2 separate regions of the Mus musculus genome follow, and region 1 is linked to region 2. Evidence: chromatin loops called from intact Hi-C (ENCODE). Cell type or tissue: heart. All regions are shown on one strand. Links, peaks and the distances in the headings refer to the core of each region. The heading gives the core; the rest is flanking DNA. Region 1 has its middle 8.3 kb from the start of Olfr155. Region 2 overlaps A630077J23Rik (RIKEN cDNA A630077J23 gene).

Evidence for each region. Hi-C counts contacts between places; a loop is a spot of excess contacts. Peaks named below come from ENCODE experiments on the same cell type or tissue, not always from the same donor. Only the 100,000 strongest peaks of a DNase experiment are listed, where the experiment ranks them.
Region 1: a loop joins it to region 2, with 7 times the contacts of the local background. A loop is called at or near these places in 30 of 42 quality-filtered maps.

The regions. Positions count from the first base shown.
Region 1 is chr4:43,857,232-43,867,883 of GRCm38, forward strand. No RefSeq gene overlaps it. Among named protein-coding and RNA genes, the nearest start is that of Olfr155, 8.3 kb to the left of the region's middle. In heart, for the core only: a CTCF peak has its summit at 4,112 (motif pointing left); no DNase peak of the experiment used is centred there; H3K27ac peaks cover 480 bases.
Region 2 is chr4:43,757,848-43,768,499 of GRCm38, forward strand. A630077J23Rik (RIKEN cDNA A630077J23 gene) reads left to right here. Exons shown (of 4, transcript NR_040667.1): 4 at 1,412-1,617. It also overlaps the pseudogene Olfr269-ps1. Among named protein-coding and RNA genes, the nearest start is that of Olfr159, 7.8 kb to the right of the region's middle. In heart, for the core only: CTCF peaks have their summits at 2,794 (motif pointing right), 3,732 (motif pointing left) and 5,797 (motif pointing right); DNase peaks (open chromatin) are centred at 1,934, 2,584 and 2,704.

The DNA of each region.
Region 1 (10,652 bases), core at 855-8,854, 99 kb after region 2:
TCGTATGGTAGCCTAAAAACTCTATTTGAAAAGCAGGGTGTGGCGGAACACACCTACAAGCCCAGGACTCAGGAGGAAGAAGCAGGAGGATCAGCAATTGAAGGCCACTGCCCGATACGTAGCAAGTTAGTGACCTTGTCTCCAAGAACCAAAAGGAACTACACCCATAAAGGAGCAAGGAAAGGCAGATAGGACGGCTTGTGCCTGTGAGCCAAGCACTGGAAAGACAGAGGCTAAAGGATGGCCATAAATGTGAGGCTAACCTGGACTACGTAGTCAGTGTTTGGCTATCCTGGGCTACAGTGTGAGATCCTGTCTCTCAAAATAGAAAAAAGAAAAGAGGAGAAAAGGAGGAGAGGGGACCTAAAACCATGAGCTCAGCGAACCTCTTTATAAAGCTCTCAGCCTCAAGTATTTCATTATAGAAATAGAGACACTTGGTGTGGATCCAGGGCTGGGGAAATGGGACTATGCAAAAGCCAACTTCCAACAGTCCCTAAGGCATCCATGACCTGATGCCTGCACAATTCCTCACCCCATGGGTTTATCACATGTAGTCTATGTCATATCCAGGAGGCAGCAATTATATCTAAGCACAAACTTCTTCTTCATTTTTACAAGTTATTGTTATTATTGGGTGTGCACGCACATGCCATGACAAACCTGAAGTGGTCTGAGAACATCTTCGTGGAATTGGTTCTCTCCTTGCATTTTAAAGTGGGTTCTGCAGATCCAACTCAGGGCTCCAGGGTTAGGCTTTCGTGGCAAGCACCTTCACCCACTGAGACCGTTTGCTGTCCCTGAGCATTCATGCCTGTCAGCAAACCCCCAGGCCTATGCCGTGGACACTCGAAATGTATGCCAGACCCCAGGAGTCTGCTGTGCCCAATCCAGACCGTAGCAGAGGTTCTGGTCAGTTCATGAGACACTAAAATAGATGAGGGTTTTGTGTGGACTTTCCAGGGGGAGACAGGAAAGAGAAAGCTAAGCTGTATGGAAATTGTCGTTGTCTTTGGACAGGGAATCTACCAGAGCTTCCTTCCTGACCTGGATCTCACTGCATAGTCCAAGCAGGCACCGTCCTCCTGCCTCAGTTTCCCAAGTGTTAGGATTCCAGGAGTGAGCCACATTAAAGCTCAGGGAAAAAATTTTTTTGAGTCAGGGTTCCCCTAAATAGCCCTGGCTGTCTTAGAACTCTCTGTGTAGACCAGGCTGGCCTTGGACTTACAGAGATCCATCTGTTTCTGCCTCCCAAGGCATGTACCACTGTGCCCAGCATGCACGGGGTAATCTGTAAGATGAGGACCCTGCTTTTAGTGTTTTTTGAACTAGCAGAGTCCTAACCAGCCCACCACAGAGAGGTGGGCCAGAGCCTCTACCAAGGCGAGGAAAGTGGTCATAATTCAGAAGAGAGGTTGAGGGAAGTGGGAAGTCTGGGGCTCTTTGCTGGTGAATCTGCAGTTTTTTGCTCTGTCTCATTCCCACCTCTTTTGCAAGCTCCAGAGAATCTGACTTGCTGTGTTAAGACAAAGTCTTGAAAATAGCTCCTTTTTCCTGGCTTAACTGAGTTGTGGAAATTGTATTTGTTAAGTGTGTTATAGTAAAGAATGGAGTTCACCTCTGGGTGGAGACATGCATTCGCCTCCTCCCTTAAGAGTAAATCCAGCCAGGGGTGTGTTCTAGGAAGGCAGGCTCACCTCTGTAGTGGACTTTCTTCTCCTAAGTTCACACCACCTCCTAGTGCAGACCCTAGGAGCACGACTGGCTGGGTCTGCCTGCTCTGAGTCCTGACTCAAGCAAGAATATTCCTCTTTTCTTCTCTTCTGACCTTTTCTTTTGGATACTGGTGGGAGCCTAAATATGCCTTTAAACCCTCTGGTGCTTTGACTTTTTTTACTCCTGTTTGTTTGTTTGTTTGTTTGTTTGTTTGTTTGTTTTGTTTCCCTTGGAGAACTACTCAGAAGAAATATCACTCCACTGTGAGTTCTCTCTCTCTCTCTCTCTGTCTCTCTCTCTCTCTCTCTCTTTCAAGACTTGCTCTGTGGACCAGGCTGTCTGTCTTAATTAGGGTTTTACTGCTGTGAACAGACACCATGACCAAGGCAAGTCTTATAAAGACAACATTTAATTGGTGCTGGCTTACAGAGTCAGAGGTTCAGTCCGTTATCATCAAGGCAGGAACATGGCAGTATCCAGGTAAGCATGGTGCAGAAGGAGCTGAGAGTTCTACATCTTCATCTGAAATCTTCTAGTGGAAGACTGACTTCCAGGCAGCTAGGATGAGGGTCTTAAAGCCCCATCCACAGTGACACACCTACTCCAACATGCGCACCTCTTAATAGTGCCACTCCCTGGGCCAAGCATATACAAACCACCACACTGGCCTTGTACTCAGAGATCCCTGCCTCTGCCTCCCAAGGGGAACTGTCAGCATTCTACAAGAATGGAAACTCTGCTACCATCTCAGGTGTTGGGCCTTATTCGGCCAGATTCTGAGGCCTAGTGAGGAAACCTGAGCCTCTGCTCGAGTTTAGAGACCTACCTTGCTCACTTCCATACTGGAGTGACTCAGCAAGACCTGCTTAAGCCTGCCTTTGCCAAGCTACCAATGGTGTAGAATAACTTTATTGGCCCTGTCAGTCATCCCACACTGTCACCCTTCCCTACCCCTTACATCATCTTACCTCACCAAAAATCCCCACCTCCTTCCTCAACCCTGTATAAACAAAAGACTGATACAATAAAACTAGTTCCTGCTTTGACAAGACTCCCGGTCTGGTGTGTTTGTTTTGGGCCACCAACACTCACCATCCTGCACAGCCCCTGGAGAGCCGGCAGAGAGCCAGACACTTGGGCACAGCAGGCTCCTGGGATGCAGCTGCTGGGCATCACAGGCGTACCTTTTTTGGGTATCCAAGACTTAGGTCTGGAGATTTGCGCACGGCCGTGTGTGCTCAGGGACCAGCAAGATGGCTTTCCTCTCCATCGTACGGCACCTGAGCACACAGCTAACTTCCCTGCAGGCCCGAGACTTACAGCTCGTCTGCCCTCTGAGTTCAACCACTTTGTCCCAAATGACAGGGCTTCAATGTTCTGCAGGGTGTGTATACATATTCACACCACCTTTTCTTTAACACATCACCATAGTGAATAAAGCAGGAAGTGCTGATTTTGTGTTCCTTGGCAATCTCCTCAGCCTCGCTGCACTGTGTGGTCCTTCTCTTTCTAGTCTAAGGAACTGTAGTAAGGTTTGCACGTTGATGATTCTAATTAGCATCCCTGCTAATGGCTAACAATGGGATGAGAAATGTAACTGTTGCTTCCTTCCCCCAAAACGTTCTTAAGTTCTTGAAGTCTGAGCATATATTGTTCAGACTCCAACATCCTCTATAGAGCTCTATAAAACCCAAATGTGCTCTTAATCAGGACACCAGAAAGAGAGAGAGTGAGAGAAGAGACACAGAAACAGACACACACAGAACTTGTTCAAGTGACTGTTTTTAGAGCTGAAAGAGGAAAACAAAGCCAACTGAGGGGAAGTTGCAGTCAGGGAGCCTCAGCCCATGCTGGCCACAGGCTCAGAGGCTATCAGGGAGCTCACAGTATTCCTTAGCAACCAGAGCCAGCCCTGTGTGTTCCTGGTTAAGGCTGATGCTCACTTCCCTTAGAGGCTCAGTCAGGCCCTGAGTAGGACCCGTTCCAAATGGAGTGGGTTGGGAGCTGAAAGGCAGGCAGGCTGCCTGCCCCTGTGCGGACACTTTCAGCCAGGCCTGCAGCCAGACGCCTGCCCTCCAGGTCTGGCTAAAGGCTTTTGTTACTGCTGGACACTTGGCTGAGTCTCCTCTCTTCAGTTTCTTTGTAAGAATGTGTGTCCACTCCTCCCACTACATGATGCATGGGAAGACTATGGAGAACAACCAGGTGAGAAGAATTGGCGAGGGCCACCTGCCACTCTTTGATTAGGGTTTCCTCTTCACTCTCTCCCCCATGCGTTTCCCAGAAGTTCAAGGGCAAGTTCACACCTTCTTACACCAATCCCCAGACTATTATAAGGTGCCATGGGTGGCTGGCGGCTTCAGCTACGGCTTGACTGCTGCAAACCTGCCATCTGGTGGACATTCTGAGAGTTGCTGGTCGTGAATTCTGCAAGTTTTTAGCAGCACCTCAAATGCTGAGGACCTCGTGAAAAGGCAGAGTTGGTCTCAGTGAAGCGAAAGTGGGTGAGATGCTACATCTCTAGTAAGCGTCCAGTCTGTTCCCGCCATGCTCTTCCCGCAGCGCTCAGAGTGGAGAGGCAGGAATGACACTCCTAGGTGGACAGTGGACGTTCCTTACCAAGTGTCGAGCCCCAAAGCCTTGAAATATCTAGATGCAGACTTTACTGTGTTCGCAGCCTCCTGGGGTCCCTTTCTTACATTTCGGAAAGATGTTCTGTATTTATTAAGTGCCCAGGTGGCTGTTATTTCTCTGCACTCACCACGACTACAACACGGGGAGTTGATGTCAACACTGCCAGATAATAATGCTCTGACCAGACTGGTTTATGTTTCTCAAATCACGATGTCCAGTAGCTCCCCTGCTCAGTCATGAGGGTGAGGAAATTCTGCCTCAAACAAAGCCTTTGTTTTTCTCTTAGGTGTATTAAGACACTAACACTACACCACAGGCTTTCTGGAAGGGAAAGGGGGTTTTATTGTTAATGTTGTTTGTATTTGTTTTGTTTTGTTTGTGGATTTTTCAAGACAGGCTCTCATATGGACCTAGGCTGCCTTCAAACTTGCTGTGTAGCTGAGGTTGACCTTGAACTACTGAGCTTCCCAACGCCACTTCCCAAATGTTAGTCCATGAGTCAGTCCTGAGTCGTTAGCTTGTTCCACTTTGCATTGTATGGACCACAAAAGCCCTAATAATATAGCCTTGTGATTTCCCCTACTCCTGCTTCTGACTCCTGACCCAGCCTCAGTGCTCCCTTGCTCCTCCCCAATGACAGTGTGTAGTGTGGTGTTCGCCTCTTGGAAAATTAAGTCATAAAATTATCTTTCAATAGCATTGGCCTCCGAGTGTCACCACCCAGCCACTTCCATAAATTAAAATACTCCAAGTGCACTTTGAGACATGAGTGCTCACTCGGTAGAAATGACCATGCAAGTCCTTCCATGTACTCATGAACAAAGGCCCAGAGAGTCTTAGTTACAACAGGCAGAGCTGAAAATAACCAAATAACCTGTAGGTATGTCCGAAGAGGGTGGGCATGGCTGTGCACTCTGTAAGGCTAGCATCTGGGTGGCTGAGCTACGATGGGAGAATCATGAGTTGGAAACCAGCCTGGACTAGTGTTAGATTCCTTCTCAAAAAACTAGTTGGGGTAAGGCGCTTGCTGCAGAGCGTGACAACCTGAATTCAATCCCTGGAACCAACATGAGCGAGAAGGAAAACCTACAAGTTTTTGTGGTCTTCATGCTTTTGTATGAATTTCCCATGACATACACACACACATATATATGTATATACCCACACATACACCACATTCATATATATACACATATGCACACATACACAAATATATGCACATACACACATGCACACACAAACATACACACATGCGCGCGCACAGGCACACACTAATTTTTGTAAGTTGAATGTTCATGCAGTGGAACGACACCTAGCAAAACAACTGAAAAATTATCAAAACAACCGACAAAACTATCAAAACAGGCTGTAAAATGAGATTCTCTCAAAAATAGTGTACTAAGAGAAAGAAGCCCAGCGTATGACTGGAATCCTGGAGTAGTCAACACTAAGAGGCAGCAGCCAAAAACACAACTGTTGTCTGAAGCCACGGCCAACTGACTATGTGAACACAGGACTCCTTGTGGAGGAGCAGGGGCTCTTCTGATCTTGGTTTTGTACACTAATTTCTTAAGGCCCATAGATTTGCATCTTAAAACAGTCTGCTTACTTTTACTTTAAAAAAAAAAAAATGTGGCCGGGCAGTAGTGGTGCGAGCCTTTAATCCCAGCACTTGGGAAGCAGAGGCAGGTAGATTTCTGAGTTCAAGGCCACCCTGGTCTACAGAGTGAGATCCATGACAGCCCGGGCTATACAGAGAAACCCTGTCTTGATAAAAACAAACAAACAAAACAAACAAACAAAAACAAAGCAAAACGTGTCTAGAGGCTGTAGAAATGCCTCCGTGGTTAACTGTACATGTTGCTCCTGCAGAAGGCCAGGGTTAGATACCCAGTGTCTATCACAAGAGTCTGTAACTCCAGTTCCAGGGGATTCAGTGCCCTCTGCTGGCCTCTGCAGATGCCAGGCATGTGTATGTTCACATACCTATATGAAAGCAAAACATTCACACGTGAAATCAATAAATCTAAAAAAAATTTTTTTAAAGATAAAGCATGCATGAGTGTTTTGCTTGCATGTATGTCTGCACACCACATGTGTGCCTTACTGCCCTCAGAGACCAGAAGATTCAGGGGTCAGATGCCCTGGAAACGGAGTTACAGACAGTTGTGAGCCACCATGTAGGTGCTGAGAACTGAACCTAGATCCTCTGAAAGAGCAGCAGAGCTCCTAATCTCTGAGCACCTCATCAGCTCCAGAACTTTTTTCCTGCAAATTATACATCAAAAATTGGTTTTCAAATAAAATAAACAACTCACTTATTAATTCTAATTTCTTATCTAATTGGTATTGTGTGTGTGGGGGGGTGTCCTCATGATCACAAGCTATACTCAAATTCATTATGTAGCCAGGGATGTCCCTTGAAAGTCTGATCTACCTGCTGCCTCCTCCTAAACGTTGAGATTGCAGGGTTGTACCACTGGGCCCAGTCTATGCAGTGCTAGGGATTAAGACCCGGACTTCATGCATGCTAGGGGCAGCCCTCCACCAACCCAGCAGCATCTCAGCCCCTATACAATCTTCCTCTTAGTTGATCCCATTAAAGCTATTCTGACTGCCCTCATTCTTATCTCAAGTACTTCTAAAATGCGGCCAAAGGCAAATAGATAGATATAAAACACAGCCAAGAACAAGATAAGACATAAATACAGCAGAGAAAGAAGTGCATGGCCACCGTTGCAAAAAACACACGCTCCTTGGATGCTGTCTTGGTTAGGGTTTCTATTGCTGGGATGAAGCTCCATGGCCGAAAGCAAGTTGGAGGGGGAGGCCTATTTGGTTTATGCTTCCATACACCGGTTGGTCATTGAGGGGAGTCAGGACAGGAACTCAAGCAGGGCAGGAACCTGGAGGCAGGAGCTGGTTCAGAGGCCATGGAGGACTGCTGCTTACCAGCTTGCTCAGCCTGTTTTCTTACTTTAGGGGCTGGAGAGATAACACCCAGGACCACCAGCCTCCAAGTGGCACCCCCCACAATAGGCTGGGCTCTCCGGCATCGATCACATATAAGAAAATGCCCTACAGGTTTGCCTACAGCCCAGTCTTAAGGAAGCGTTTCCCCAGATGAGGCTCCTTCCTCCCTGATGACTCTAGCTTTTGTCAAGTTGACATCAAAAGCAACTGGCACAAAGAGGAACGCCTCTTAACCACTGAGATATCTCTCAGGACCCCCAGAGAAGTTCCTAACCATTCAGATTCTAGGCTCTATCTGTCAAATTTTTTAATTCCATGATTTGTGGAAGGAAAGAGAAGTCTGGCCTGATAAACATTTCCCTGGTGTTTGTTTATTCATTTGTTTGTTTTTGTGGTGCTGGGAACAGAACGAGGATCTCACAAGCACACTAGGCAGGCATTCTACTGTCTAGCAACAACCCAGTCCTAGGTGTTCGGTGCTTTTAACTCTCTCCTGGGACTACTGAACTGCACAAGTTAAGCAGAGAGGAATGGGGGAATACTTCACTTCTTTAGAAGGTTAACTGTGTGAGATTCTTTCCACCAGCTTGAACTGATTTACAAAGTAGCGATTACTGGACTAATTAAAAACAACTTGTGTTTAAACATTTTCTAAAATCACAGCTGGATTTGGAGGCTCAAGCCTGCCTGTAATTCCAGTACTGAGGATGTGGAGGCAGGAGGGGTCAGGAGTTCAAGGTCATCCTTAGCTTCATACTGAGTTGGAGAGGAGTCTGAGCTATGAAAGATGCTGTCAGGGAAAAAAAGAAAGCAGAACAAGAAAAAAAAATTTTTTTGTAAAATCAGTGCTATTGAACCCAGAAATGAATTCGAAATGTAATGATTTAATATACATATGACAGATAAAAATTAATAGCATAAAGATGAATCACTTCTTAATATAGTAGAACTGCTGTTCTATCGACATTCAATTGGATGGTTTGCCTTTGAACCGTTTGTCATACCATATGATGCCATAAAACTCAAATGGATTACAGCTGAACATAAACACATCATGATTACAAAAAGCTCAAAAAGAGCAGAATGGCATATTTGTGCCAGCTGTGACAGACAGAGTGGTGTGCTCTCACACAGAGAGATCTCAGAGGTAAAACAAGTAGGCAAATAGATCGTCAAATAACAAGAGAGACATTTTTACTGAAGGGAGGTTTGTAAGGTCCCATTTGTGTCTGACTGTTAAAATATTATTTTATTTATTTACTCACATATTTACTGGACAGGGTCACTACGTAGCTGGCCTAGGGCATGTCTGTCAACCATCTGTCCCTCCACTCACAGACATCCCCCTGCCTCTGACTCAAGTGCTGGGATTTAAGTTGTGCATCACCACTCCTGACCTGACTAGTCTTTGAACATCAGTAGCGACTGAGGAATAGTCATTTTGCAAATAAATTCAAATCTGATAAGAACCTAACGCTATCTTCAGAAGGGCCTGTTCAATTACTCTTCACAAGCAAAGCATACAGCTCTGTAGTCTTTGGAACAATTTAAAATACCAAATAACTCGGGTTGGGGATGTGGTAGAGGGCTTGCCCCGCATTTACTTCCTTATAAATACACCTATACATAGAGACAGATACTCTCCAAAGGACAAGCAATCCTGTTGTCAAGTTGATCACTTTCATAGAGACCCTGGGATAAATCCTTTCCTGTCATCTCTGGACATTCATTTTTATCTTGCTGTGCCTTTGATTGGGAAAGCCAAGCCTAAGCACATCGCTCATGTACAATTTACTCAAGGCAGCACAGCCAAGCACTGCTCTCAATTATGTGCTGGGAAGGCGTGGCCCATCTGCTCTGTGCAGATATTCCCTCCTGGTGTCAGGCCAACTGCAAAATAACAAAGGAGCCATAGCTCCTTGTGTTATAGGTGGCCCCAGGATAAACCCTGTCTTAGGGTTCCGTTGCTCCAATGAAACACCATGACCAAAGGCAAGTTGGGGAGGAAAGGCTTTCTTTGGCTTATACTTTCATGTCACAGTTCATCATCAAAGGAAGTCAGGACAGGAGCTCAAGCAGGGCAGGAACCTGGAGGTAGGAATGGATGTAAGGACCATGGAAGGGTGCTGCTTATTGGCTTGCTCTTCATGGCTTGCTCACCCTGCTTTCTTATAGTACCCAGAATCATCAGCCCCAAAAAGCACCACCCATAATGGTCTGGGCCCTCCACCATCAATCACTAATTAAGAAAATACCCTACCTGCTTGCCTGCAACCAGATCTTATGGGACCATTTTCTTAGCTGGTGTTCCCTTCCCTCAGGTGACTCTAGTTTATGTCAAATTGACATAGAAACCAGCCCACACAAACCCTAAGTTTTAATCACTACTCCTCTGGCCTTACATCTATAATAAAGAGTCTCGGCAGTTATCAAATATTAGTGTATGTTTGATAATTTTTGTTTAACTGACTTTCTGACTGATAGGAAACTTTTAAAAGTTTTAGAAGTTTTGTGTTTACAGTAAAACTGGGCAGAAAGGATAGGTATTCCCGGTACATATGATGCTCCCACCACCTAATCCAGGATGATACATCTATTACAGCTGACAGACTACACTGGCATATCTTAACAGAGTCCACAGCTCCCAAAGGGGCTTGCTCTTGGCACCATAGGTTCTGAGGGCTTCCACAACGGTATAATAAAGTCTTGAACACTCTTGAATACATTACAGAACAGTCCCACCATTGTAAACTTCCTCTATGCTGGGCTTATCCCTTCTTTCCTCAACCTGGAGACTACTGATCTTTTTAGTATCTCTAAAGTTTACCTTCTATAGAATGTCAGATAATCAGAGCAGTGCAATGTGTGACCCTTTCTAGCTGGCTTCTTATATTAGCACTGTACATTTCTATTTCCTTTAGAAAGGCTTGGTAGTTCACTCCTTTTCAAAAGGTGCTGTATTAATATTCCACACTGGAGGTCAGTCAGAGTTTATAAAAATGCTTACTTATCAAATGGCATCTTGTTATGGTTCCAAGCTTTGCAATTACGAATAAACTTGCATGCAGGGACTTGTGTGCACATACGTTTTCATAAATCAGTCTTTGTTATTGTTTTGTGAAATAAGATCTCACTCTAGTCCAGGCTGGCCTAGAACTTACTTTGTAGTCCAGGGTAACCTCAAACTCCTGGTATCCCTCCTGCCTCAACTTTCCATATATTGGCATTATCAATCAATCTTGGGACAAAAATTTCTCAGTGCATTTTTGTTTTGTTTTGATCTGTTTTGTTCTTGTCACGCCGTCTTAATTAAATAGTTGTGTGAGGTT
Region 2 (10,652 bases), core at 1,331-9,330:
CGCCTCTTTGTTTTAGAAAGTGTCTCACTGTGTAGCCCTGGCTGGCCCTCAGACTTGTGGTATTCGGATCTTTGCCTGTTAAGTGCCGAGATGGCAGGTATATACTACCATGTATGACTGGCTTTAAAAATCCAGGCCCTTCACACACACACAGACACACACACACACACACTCACACACACATACACACACATACACACACACACACACAGACACACACACAGACACACACACAGACACACACACAGACACACACATACACATACACACAGACACACACATACACACAGACACACACAGACACACACAGACACACACACTCACACACACACACACACACAGACACAGACACACACACAGATACACACACAGACACACACATACACACAGACACACACACACACAGACACACACACACAGACACACACACTCACACACACATACACACACACATACACACACAGACACACAGACACACACAGATACACACACACACACAGACACACACACACACAGAGACACACACCCCTGAGACAGGGCCTCCTGTTGCTACAAGCTGGATAAAAGCTTGCTCTGTAGCTAAGTGTGGCCTTGAGCTCCTGATCCTCCTGCCTCAACCTCCTTAGTTCGGAGACTATAGGCACTTGCCATCGTAGTTTGTTATTGTACAGCATTCAGAGACTGAACCCCCAGTTTTCTGCATGTTAGGCAAGCACTCTTATCAATTGAGCTATATCACCAGCATCAAACACATTTATTTTAATGGGAAAAGTTACACATGTTATTCTGACCCATGAGATCTCAGTGACACAAGTAGGAAAGCACAGCCTCCGAATGGCCCGAACACAATGCATAAGAAACGTTAGGAAGTCGATCACATTTGTACGTAGAGAGCAATGCATCACGTCCATTACTTAGTGTGGAAAGCTCTGAAGAAGGGGTCTGAGGAACCCACTCTTTTAAAAGAGCACCCTTCTTTAAAAAATTGTCTATTTACTGTGTAGATATTTACTGTAGGGTTGGGCAGCCATGTGTGTGTCCAGATGTCCATGTGTCTTGATGTCCATGAGTCCTGATGTCTGTGTGGGAATCAGAGGACAGCCTGCAGGGTTTAGTTCTCTCTTTCTACCTACCGTCTGAGTTCCCAGGGACCACACTCATGCCACCAGAGGTATTGGCAGTCACCTTCTCCCAGTGAGCCAGTTCTCTGGCCCCTAAGAAGCAGACTCCTTTACAGGGTTTTTTTCAACAGTTTTTCCACATTTCAGGCCAGTAAAGGTGATCTTTCACTAAAAGAATGCAACTAATGAAATTATACCACAGGAAGTGCTTTTAGGGACAAATATATACAAAACACATGAGCGTCTCAAACATGTTATTTTTGGTTTGTTTGTTTATTTGTTTCTTAAAGGGACGCATGTGCAGAACCCATGGAAGTTTTCAGAAGACACAGCTAGTCTGTGTGTCTATCAGTCAGGCTTGGCAATATGTTCCAGACTCATTCCTCTGTGACAAGCAACCCCATTTGTTCCTTAGGACAGCCTCCTTCTAGACTATGGTGTGCCCCAAAATCAGCTCATAAATATATCTTTGTCTGGAATAAAAAGTCGAACTGTTACTTCTTGTAGGATCTGTCCTTGGCTTAACACATCGTTACGATAGTGAGGTGTGGAGGTGTCGTTGTGTGCAAAGTGGGAGAAGCTGCCGAGGCTGGAGTGATGGGGGCTCTTGACGGGCTTGCTGACCTGCAGGCAAGTATGTAACTGGAGAGAGCTGAGCAAGAGGCAGCTCAAACTCTTCCTCCAGGTTCTCCAGTGCGCTCAACTGTGGTCAAGCCAGGAGGCTGCGGACCAACCTCTGGCTCACACAGCCTCTGCCAGGGCCCTCACACTTCCAAGCGCTCTGTTTTCCTTCAACCAGACCTGGCCTGTGTGAGGCCTGTGAGTTTTAGTGTTTCTGGGAAGCAGGGTGGGGGTTTCCAAACACTTGGCAACTTTTAAAGAGACAGGACTTGGCATGCTTCAGCCAGCCTGGGCACACATAGTTTTGTTTGGTTGAAGAACTAAGTCTTGCTGGTGGTGAAAGGCTCGCTGCCGCTGCCGCTGCCACCGCCGCCACCGCTGCCACTGCCACGGGAGGAAGAATGGGGGAATTCACCAGTCCCTGCTCACACCACCTCTCCCATTTTGTTCTAAAATCTCTTGAGAGACGGTTTGGTTTTGTTCTTAGTCACAGAGGCTGTAGCAGAGCAAATACTACTGGAGCTGAGAGCTGTGGGGCGAGACGGAGCTGGTTCAAATCCCCGCATTTCCTTTTCTAAACACATTGGGTCTTTTTTATTATCCACCCTCCATGGGAAGGAAACCGCAGAACCTTCTGACCTTGTATTCCCCGGGGAAGGCGTCGAAGCAGGCTTTCTCTGTTTAGCTAACTGTGTGCAGATGTTCAACCCACTATTTTATCCCAAAGGCATTTTTGTGCTGGACTTCGGTCTCCTTGGGTGTTCTTTAGGAGGCTTATTTCTTGGGGTTCTGTTTGCTGTTCTGTCTTACCACTGGGTCTTTGCTGCGGGGTTTCTTTGGTCAGCTGTCATCCTGGGACAGGGACAGGTCCTGAACTCTGCCCAGTGGGAACTGGGATGTGAGCCACTACCCAGTTTGGGTCCTTTAATAGCAGCAAAGGCTGGTGAAACAAGCCTGGGCATTCCTTTTATGGGGACACAGAGTTCCCAGCTCCATCTAGAAGATAAGGAGAGCCATGCGCCTAAAGCTCTTCCAACAATTCTGACACTAGGGGGCGCCACAAACCTGTCCCCCAGTGGCAAGATAGTCCCATCTGGCTCCCAGATTCCACGTATTGATTTTTCTTCATTTTCTTGACCTCAGTCTTTTTTTCTGTAAGATTTATTTTTAAGTGTGTGCGTGTGTGTGTGTGTGTGTGTGTGTGTGTGTGGACGCGTGCGCGTGTGAGAGCATGCGTGTGCATGCAACGTCCACAAATGCAAGTAAGAGAACAACTTTCAAGAGTTGGTTCTCTCCTTCCACCATGCAGTACCTGGGACTGAACTCGGTTGCCGAGGTTGGTGGGTGGCAGCCTCTACCTGCTGAGCCATCTTGTCAGTTCCCTGCGGCTTTTAAAAATTCCTTTTTTTTTGGGGGTGGGGGGAGGGGGTGGGGGGCGGGGGGAGGTTGTGGTAGCTTTCACCTTTAACCCCAACACTTGGCAGGCAGAGGCAGGTGAATCTCTGAGTTTGAGGCCAGCCTGGTCTACAGAGTGAGTTCTAGGACAGCCAGGGCTACACAGAGAAACCCTGTCGTCTCGAAAAAAACAAAAACAAAAACTAAAATAAAAACAAAAACAAAACAAAAAAGCCTAAACAAAACAAAACAATCCCCAATCCAACAAAACAAAACTCTTTTTGAAAGCTTGGGGTACAGGTGGGAGTGAGTGCACACTTGTAATTCTAGTGCTTTGTGAGTAAAGGCAGGACAATGACTTCAAAGATAGCCTTGGCTACATAGCAAGTTTAAGGCTAGCCTGAGCTATATAAGACTGTCTTTAAAAACAACACAGAGCAATGACTGGAGGAAGAGCCTGGCAGCAAAGAGCACACATCACCTTCCGAAGGCAAGAAGTTCAGCTCCCAGCCCACACTTCAGGCTCACACCACTCTGCTCCAGCTCCAAGGGATCTGATGCCCCCTCTTGGCCTCATCAGGCACTGTACTCATGGACAAACCCACACTCAGACAGACAAGTAGACACATAATTAAAAATAAAATAAAAATTTTCTTTTTGGGGCGAATTTCCAGTTTTAACTGAGCATAAACACATTAATATGTAAGCTATCAATATTAAAATTATTCTTTAGTTTGGATTTCAGTCTGTAATATGTTGGTTGTCCTGGGCGAGCCCTCAAATGAGAGATTAGGAGTTAGAAGGACTCCGAGGTAGGCAGCTGGATAAGGAGGGGTGTGGCTAGGTAATAAAGATGGGGAATTTCAGAGATGGCCAACTTCTTCCTCAGCCTCTAGACTTGAGACAAAAATCCCGGCAGCATGCTGCCAAGCTGGCTCAACAAGTTCAAAGTTGGGCCAGGGCAAGTCACACAGCATCTCTGTGGTCTGTCAATCATCCTATCTGCTTTCAAACTAACCAAGGCTAGAATAGGGAGGAAAACTGCAGAGATGTTAAGGCTCCAGACTTGGAGAAGAAACTGGGTTTTTCCACTTTTGGGGTCTGCTGTCTGCTTCTCGGAGGGTCTTTTTGTCTTTTTGTGTGTCTGTGCGCATGCACGTGTGTGGGTGCGTGCGTGCATGCTTGGTTTCTCCACAGTCACCTGTTCTGACTCAGATTTTTCCTGCCTTTTAATTCTTTAACTTCAGAGAATATGAACCCAGTCAATATGGAATCATTTCAAGACCCCCAGGTTGTACCAGCAGATGTGGCCACATTATTGTTAAGTTCTAATGAATCTGATTTACTTTCTGAGCAAGCACTGGCTAATAATTCCTAACCTAGCATATTAGAAACATCCAGTTATTTCTATTAAAATTATCAATATTTTATGAAAACTATTTAAAATTCAAAAGTTTATTTTAATCTTTTCAAGTAACGTTGGGAGTCTACTGAGGTGATTTCCTTCCCTTTGCCTAGGAGTGTAGAGAATTATGCCTCGGATGTCCTTGATGGCTCCACTTTACACTGAAAATAAATGGAGGGTTGGGAGAAGCTCGCTGAGTAAGAGCTCATGTTATCATGTTTGGTAACTGTGCTCTGCTGACTTGGTTAAAGGAGTTTGGAAGACATCTTTTTGTGTGTTCTGAACTAATTTGGACAATCTTAAAGCTTTTTGCTCCCTGAATGCCCCCCTCCCCCGTTGATGTTAATCTGTAGAAACATCTGAAGTTAGAACATCTTGAGATGGGGAACTCGGAAAATCTTTCAATTTCTCCTCAGTTAATTTGAGTTTTAGGGCATATGTCTTCATTGACTAACTCGACCTGTTCTTATCGCTAGACTATGTTCTCCCAAAGTTTCTATTTTATGTCTCAGCTATTTTTACAAAACTTCTCATTTTTTTCCTTTGCAGTGGTTACTTGTATCTAACTAGAGGTTGGTAGTAAAACAGAGACCTGGGGTGAGCGTGAAGGCTCAGCTGAGCAGAGAGCCTCCCCAACCCTCCCCCCCCCCAAATTCTGTCCCCAGCCCCTGCACTGCATGTTTCAACCAAAGGAGAGAAACTTTAAATTTGGAATTGTTCATAAAACATTTCTCTGGAGACTGGCTTCTAGGAAAAAAACAAAACAAAACAAAACAAGGAAACACCTCGAGAAAACAACACAAACAAACCCACTGACCCTGATTGGAGGTATTTTTGTTGGTTTTGGTGTGTCCTGTTTATCATCTGGCATTAAGCAGATACCAGGAGATTTTAGCACGAATGGAGGTGCTGGGGCTCTAGAGGGAGAGACTTACAATCAGCGGGACTGCCTTCATACGCAGAAGGAAAGAGATCCGGAGTTTACTGTGTAGAGGCACAAAGCTGACCGAGGACTGGAAGCTGGAGCTACCGGAGAGCACATCTTTACAACTCCAGGAAGATTTGCTGGGTGGCGTGAATGAAGCAGCTATAATTTAGAAACACTGAGTTGCCCTTCGCTGGAGGTGTGAAGCGATGCAGGCTGAGCAGGTCAGGGCCGTTGGACAGAGTTCTAATGAGTTAGTTACATACATGAACCTCTGCTGAATTTCACGCCAGGACTCTGTAAATGCCTGAATTTGGCTGGAATGGCCACTAGATGTCAGGCTTGTGCATTCGCTGTGGTACATTGTTTAATAGGCTGACTCTACAACTCAGAGCTTAATAAACTAATGTTAAGAAAATGAAGTTCTACTTTAAAAGCATGTATCCTAGCCCAGGCAATCCCAGAACTCTGGAGGCAGAGGCAGGCAAATCTCTGTGAGTTCAAAGCTAGACTGGTTTACATTCTAGAATATCCAGGGCTACATAGTGAGACCCACCTTAAGGTGGAAGGAAGGGAGGAAGGGAGGGAGGGAAGGGGAAGAGAGAGAGAGAGAGAGAAAGAGAGAGAGGGAGAGGGAGAGGGAGAGGGAGAGGGAGAGGGAGAGGGAGAGGGAGAGGGAGAGGGAGAGGGAGAGGGAGAGGGAGAGGGAGAGGGAGAGGGAGAACATTCTAAAACTGACCCGGGTGTTACATGTCCATAATAATAACACTCTGGGGGTGTCAGCAGAAGGATCAGGGCTTTGAAGTATCCTTAACTAGTTTTGGGTTACAATGAGTCCTATCTCTAAACTCTGTGTGTGTGTGTGTGTGTGTACATATGCTTATTGTAGGCAATTCATTCTTACAACACTTCAGAGGATTTAAATATAATTTTAATAAAAATTTTAATATATATTCTTACAACTGGATTTACTTTCTAAATTTTCTCTTTGTGTGTGTCTTCTTCTGATATTCTCAGAATTTAACATATCCCCCATCAGCATCTCAGACCCTCTTATCCATCTTGTGTCTACTGTTATAGGCAGGGACTATTCTCACTCCCTTTTGCAGATCATGAGGCACTTAGCAGCAATACAATTACATCATTGGTAGCATCCCTGGTTCTGCTGTGCTATCTGCCAAGCACTTGTTTATAGTAGCTGATCGACTTATGTAGCTACTTATAGTAGCCTAGGTGCGGGTGATTCCAACGACTGTGGCCTCCATAGGACCATAGGTTTGGTCCCCAGTTAGTGGAACTGTTTGGGAAGGATTAGGAGGTGTGTCCTTGTTGGAGGAGGTGTGTCACCGATATCTGAGTTTTGAGCTTTGAGGTTTCAGAAAGCCTGCCCACCCTTGCTCTGTGTCTTCCTGCTGCCTGTGGATCAGGACCTAAGCTCTCAGCTACTACTCCAGCACCATGTCTGCCTGCTGCCACACTCCCTGCCATGACACTCATGGACTCACTCTCTGAAACTGTAAGCAAACCTCCAATTAAACGCTTCCTTTTATAAGTTGCCTTGGTTGTGGTGTTTCATCATGGTAACAGAACAGCAACTATGACACTGGGTAATGGTATATGTGGAGAAATGAACCGAGAGGGATCAAGCTAACTGCTCATGCCCCTCAGTGAGAAGTTGCTTTTCAGTGTCGGTAGTGCTGAATCGCGGTACCCACGGCGGTTACCGGCTTTTACCTTCTTGGACATTCACAGTGGACTCTTATCAAAAGGTGCTGAGAATTTCTGAAAAAGAACTTGTAGAAGTGTCACTGAAAAGCACTCAGACATACTCAGTCACAACCCATTCTTCTCTCCTCCCTCCTTCTCCTGTCCTCCCTCTATCCTTCTCTCCATCCCTCGTCCCTTTTCCTTTTTCTCTCTCTGCCCCCTTCCTCTTGCTCATTCACCAATCTTTTTTCAGAATATATGTATTTATTGGAATACAGACAATGTCAAATCCAAATTCTATATTCTCTTTTTATTTTCTTGCATGTATATGTGTGTGTGGTGTACATGCATGTGCATGTGTGTACATCTGTGCATCCATGTGTGTGAGTCCAGAAGTTGACACTGGGAGTCTTCTTCAACTGCCCCCTCCCCCTGCATCTTCCTCACCATCTTCCTCTTGAGTCAGGATCTCTCACTCAAACCTAGAGCACACCGATTTACTAGGGACCCTCTGTCTCCTAGACCACCACAGCCACCTGACGTCCTGGGGTCCAGGGAATCCAAATTGAAGTCTTCATGTTTGTATGGTGGTTGGTTTTCCCTCTGATCTGCCCACCTCGGCCTCTTGTTGTTTTAAGATAGAGTCCGCAATACCTCTCCTGGGCATATATCCAGAAGATGTCCCAACCGGTAAGAAGGACACATGCTCCACTATGTTCATAGCAGCCTTATTTATAATAGCCAGAAGCTGGAAAGAACCCAGATGTCCCTCAACAGAGGAATGGATACAAAAAATGTATACATTTACACAATGGAGTACTACTCAGCTATTAAAAAGAATGAATTCACGAAATTCCTAGGCAAATGGTTGGACCTGGAGGGCATCATCCTGAGTGAGGTAACCCAATCACAAAAGAACTCAAATGAAATGTACTCACTGATAAGTGGATATTAACCCAGAAACTTAGTATAGCGAGATATAAGGTACAATATGTAAAACATATGAAACTGAAGAAGAACGAAGACCAAAGTGTGGACACTTTGCTCATTCTTAGAATTGGAAACAATCACCCATGGAAGGAGTTACAGAGACAAAGTTTGGAGCTGAGACAAAAGGATGGTCCATCTAGAGACTGCCATATCCAGGGATCCATCCCATAATTAGCCTCCAAGCGATGACACCATTGCATACACTAGCAAGCCTTTGTTGCAAGGACGGTGATATAGCTGTCCCTTGTGAGACTAGGCCGGGGCCTAGCAAACACAGAAGTGGATGGATGCTCACAGTCAACTATTGGATAGATCACAGGGCCCCTAATGGAGGAGCTAGAGAAAGTATCCAAGGAGCTAAAGAGATCTGCAACCCTATCGGAGGAACAACATTATGAACGAACCAGTACCCCAGAGCTCTTGACTCTAGCTGCATATGTATCAAAAGATGACCTAGTCGGCCATCACTGGAAAGAGAGGCCCATTGGTCAGGCAAACGTTATATGCCCCAGTACAGGGGAATGCCAGGGCCAAAAAATGGGAATGGGTGGGTAGGGGAGTGTGTGTGTGTGTGGGGGGGACTTTTGGGATAGCAGTGGAAATGTAATTGAAGAAAATACGTAATAAAAAAGAAAAAAAATAACATATTTTTAAAAATAATATAATCATTTGTGCAGTTTTCTACTGGATTATCATAATTAGATATTTATTTGAGATGTAAAGAAATAAAATATATATAAAAAAAAGATAGAGTCCCACTATGAGCCCAGGCTGGCTCCAGATTGCAATCCTCCTGCCTCAGCCTCCAGAGTACAGGGATTACAGGTGTGCACTACCACACTTGGCTTAACCTTAATTTATTAGTATGTTCCATAAGCTGCCATAAATTGTCAAAGAGTAGCTTAGTTTGGCCGTGTTAAAATGACATTAAGTTGTTAGACTATCTTTACCCAGAAGACCTCTGGGTAGAGAGTTCTCTCTGTCTCTTCTTAGATCTTCAGGAAAATAAGACCTGGCAGGTGAGAGTCCTAGGGGAATTTCTGTGTCCTCTGGTTCTTCTCGTTCCTTGTGTGAGTAGGGATGAGCCTGTGGCTAGGAGAGCCATCTCACTCCCCCTAATAGGTTTATAGCTTAAGAACAATGGGGGCCACACAGATCTCTCTAATGGCTGCTGTCTAAATGGCTTTAGTGTAGATTTAGAATATCTTTAGTGAATTAAATTAGGGTATTTTTTTTAAGTCTGACACCCGATTAAGTTGTTAAACATCTAAGACTCAGAAGATTACCTTTGAAAAGTTAAACATTGACTTAAGGGTGAGAAATAATTCTGACTGGCCTGTCTTGGCGTTTGAATGGCAGATGGTGTGATCTTTTCTGTTCTGTGGGTGACAGTCATAGCATACCTTGCCACCATCACTGGGAGAAATATTTCCTAAATATAAAGGCCCTCACTGTTGTCCTGAGGTTCAGCATGGGGGTCACCACCCCATAGAAGAGGGAGATGAGTTTGTCTGCAAGGTCCTGCTTGTCTGCCCCCAGTGGGTCCTTGGACTTGGGCTTCCCGTACATAAACAGGATGGTCCCATAAAAAATGATCACCATGGTGAGGTGGGCAGAGCAGGTGGAGAAGGCCTTCTTCCTCCCCTCGGCAGAGGGGATCCCCAGGATGGTGGAGAGTATGAAGATGTAGGAGATAAAGATGAACAGGACTGGAACTCCCAGCTCTCCCCAATGCTGATCACATTGATGGAGATGTCGGCACGGGCTGATGTCCGGGTCTTACAGATGCAGTAGTTAGTTGATAATGGATAAGTGGCGCCAGTAGCCTAGAGCTCAGCAGACCTGAGCACACAGGCAGCTCTGCTCATTAATTACCTTCAGTTGTCTGACAGCGAGGGAGTGAACAAATGTCACATGCATAGGAGGACACTGTTCCTGCCACATGCAGGAAAGGGTCACCAGCACAAGACAAACCAAGAAAGATGCCTTCCCCCGGGGATCCTGCTAAAGCAAAGGCATACAACACTCATTTAATCTGGGATCTCTTTGACCTTTCAGAGAAGAAAGGCCCCTAAGCAGAGCCGGTTGCTAGAACTAGCATGTTTGCAGTCTTTTCATTTTGACTACAAACAGGAGGAACTCCACACACATGAAGTCTAGCTGGCAGCTTAAATCTAAGGATTATTGGGCTGGAGGGGTGGCTCAGTGGTTAAGAGAGCTTGCTGTTATTGCAGAGATAGGAGTTCAGCTCCTAGCTCCTTCCTTGGGTGGCTCACAACCACCTGGAACTCCAGTTCTAGGGGGGTGGGGTTCTGAAATGAGGAACACTTTGTTACAAAAACAAGAATTTATCTCTGTATTGTCCTCTCGACTTTTCCACAGAGTACTATAGGCTTTCATTTGGTAAAGAAGGCCCTTTACTTCCAGGTAAATGCTCACAGTATCCATTCCTATATCCTTGTAGGCTTTTTTGTTATTTTCTAGTTGT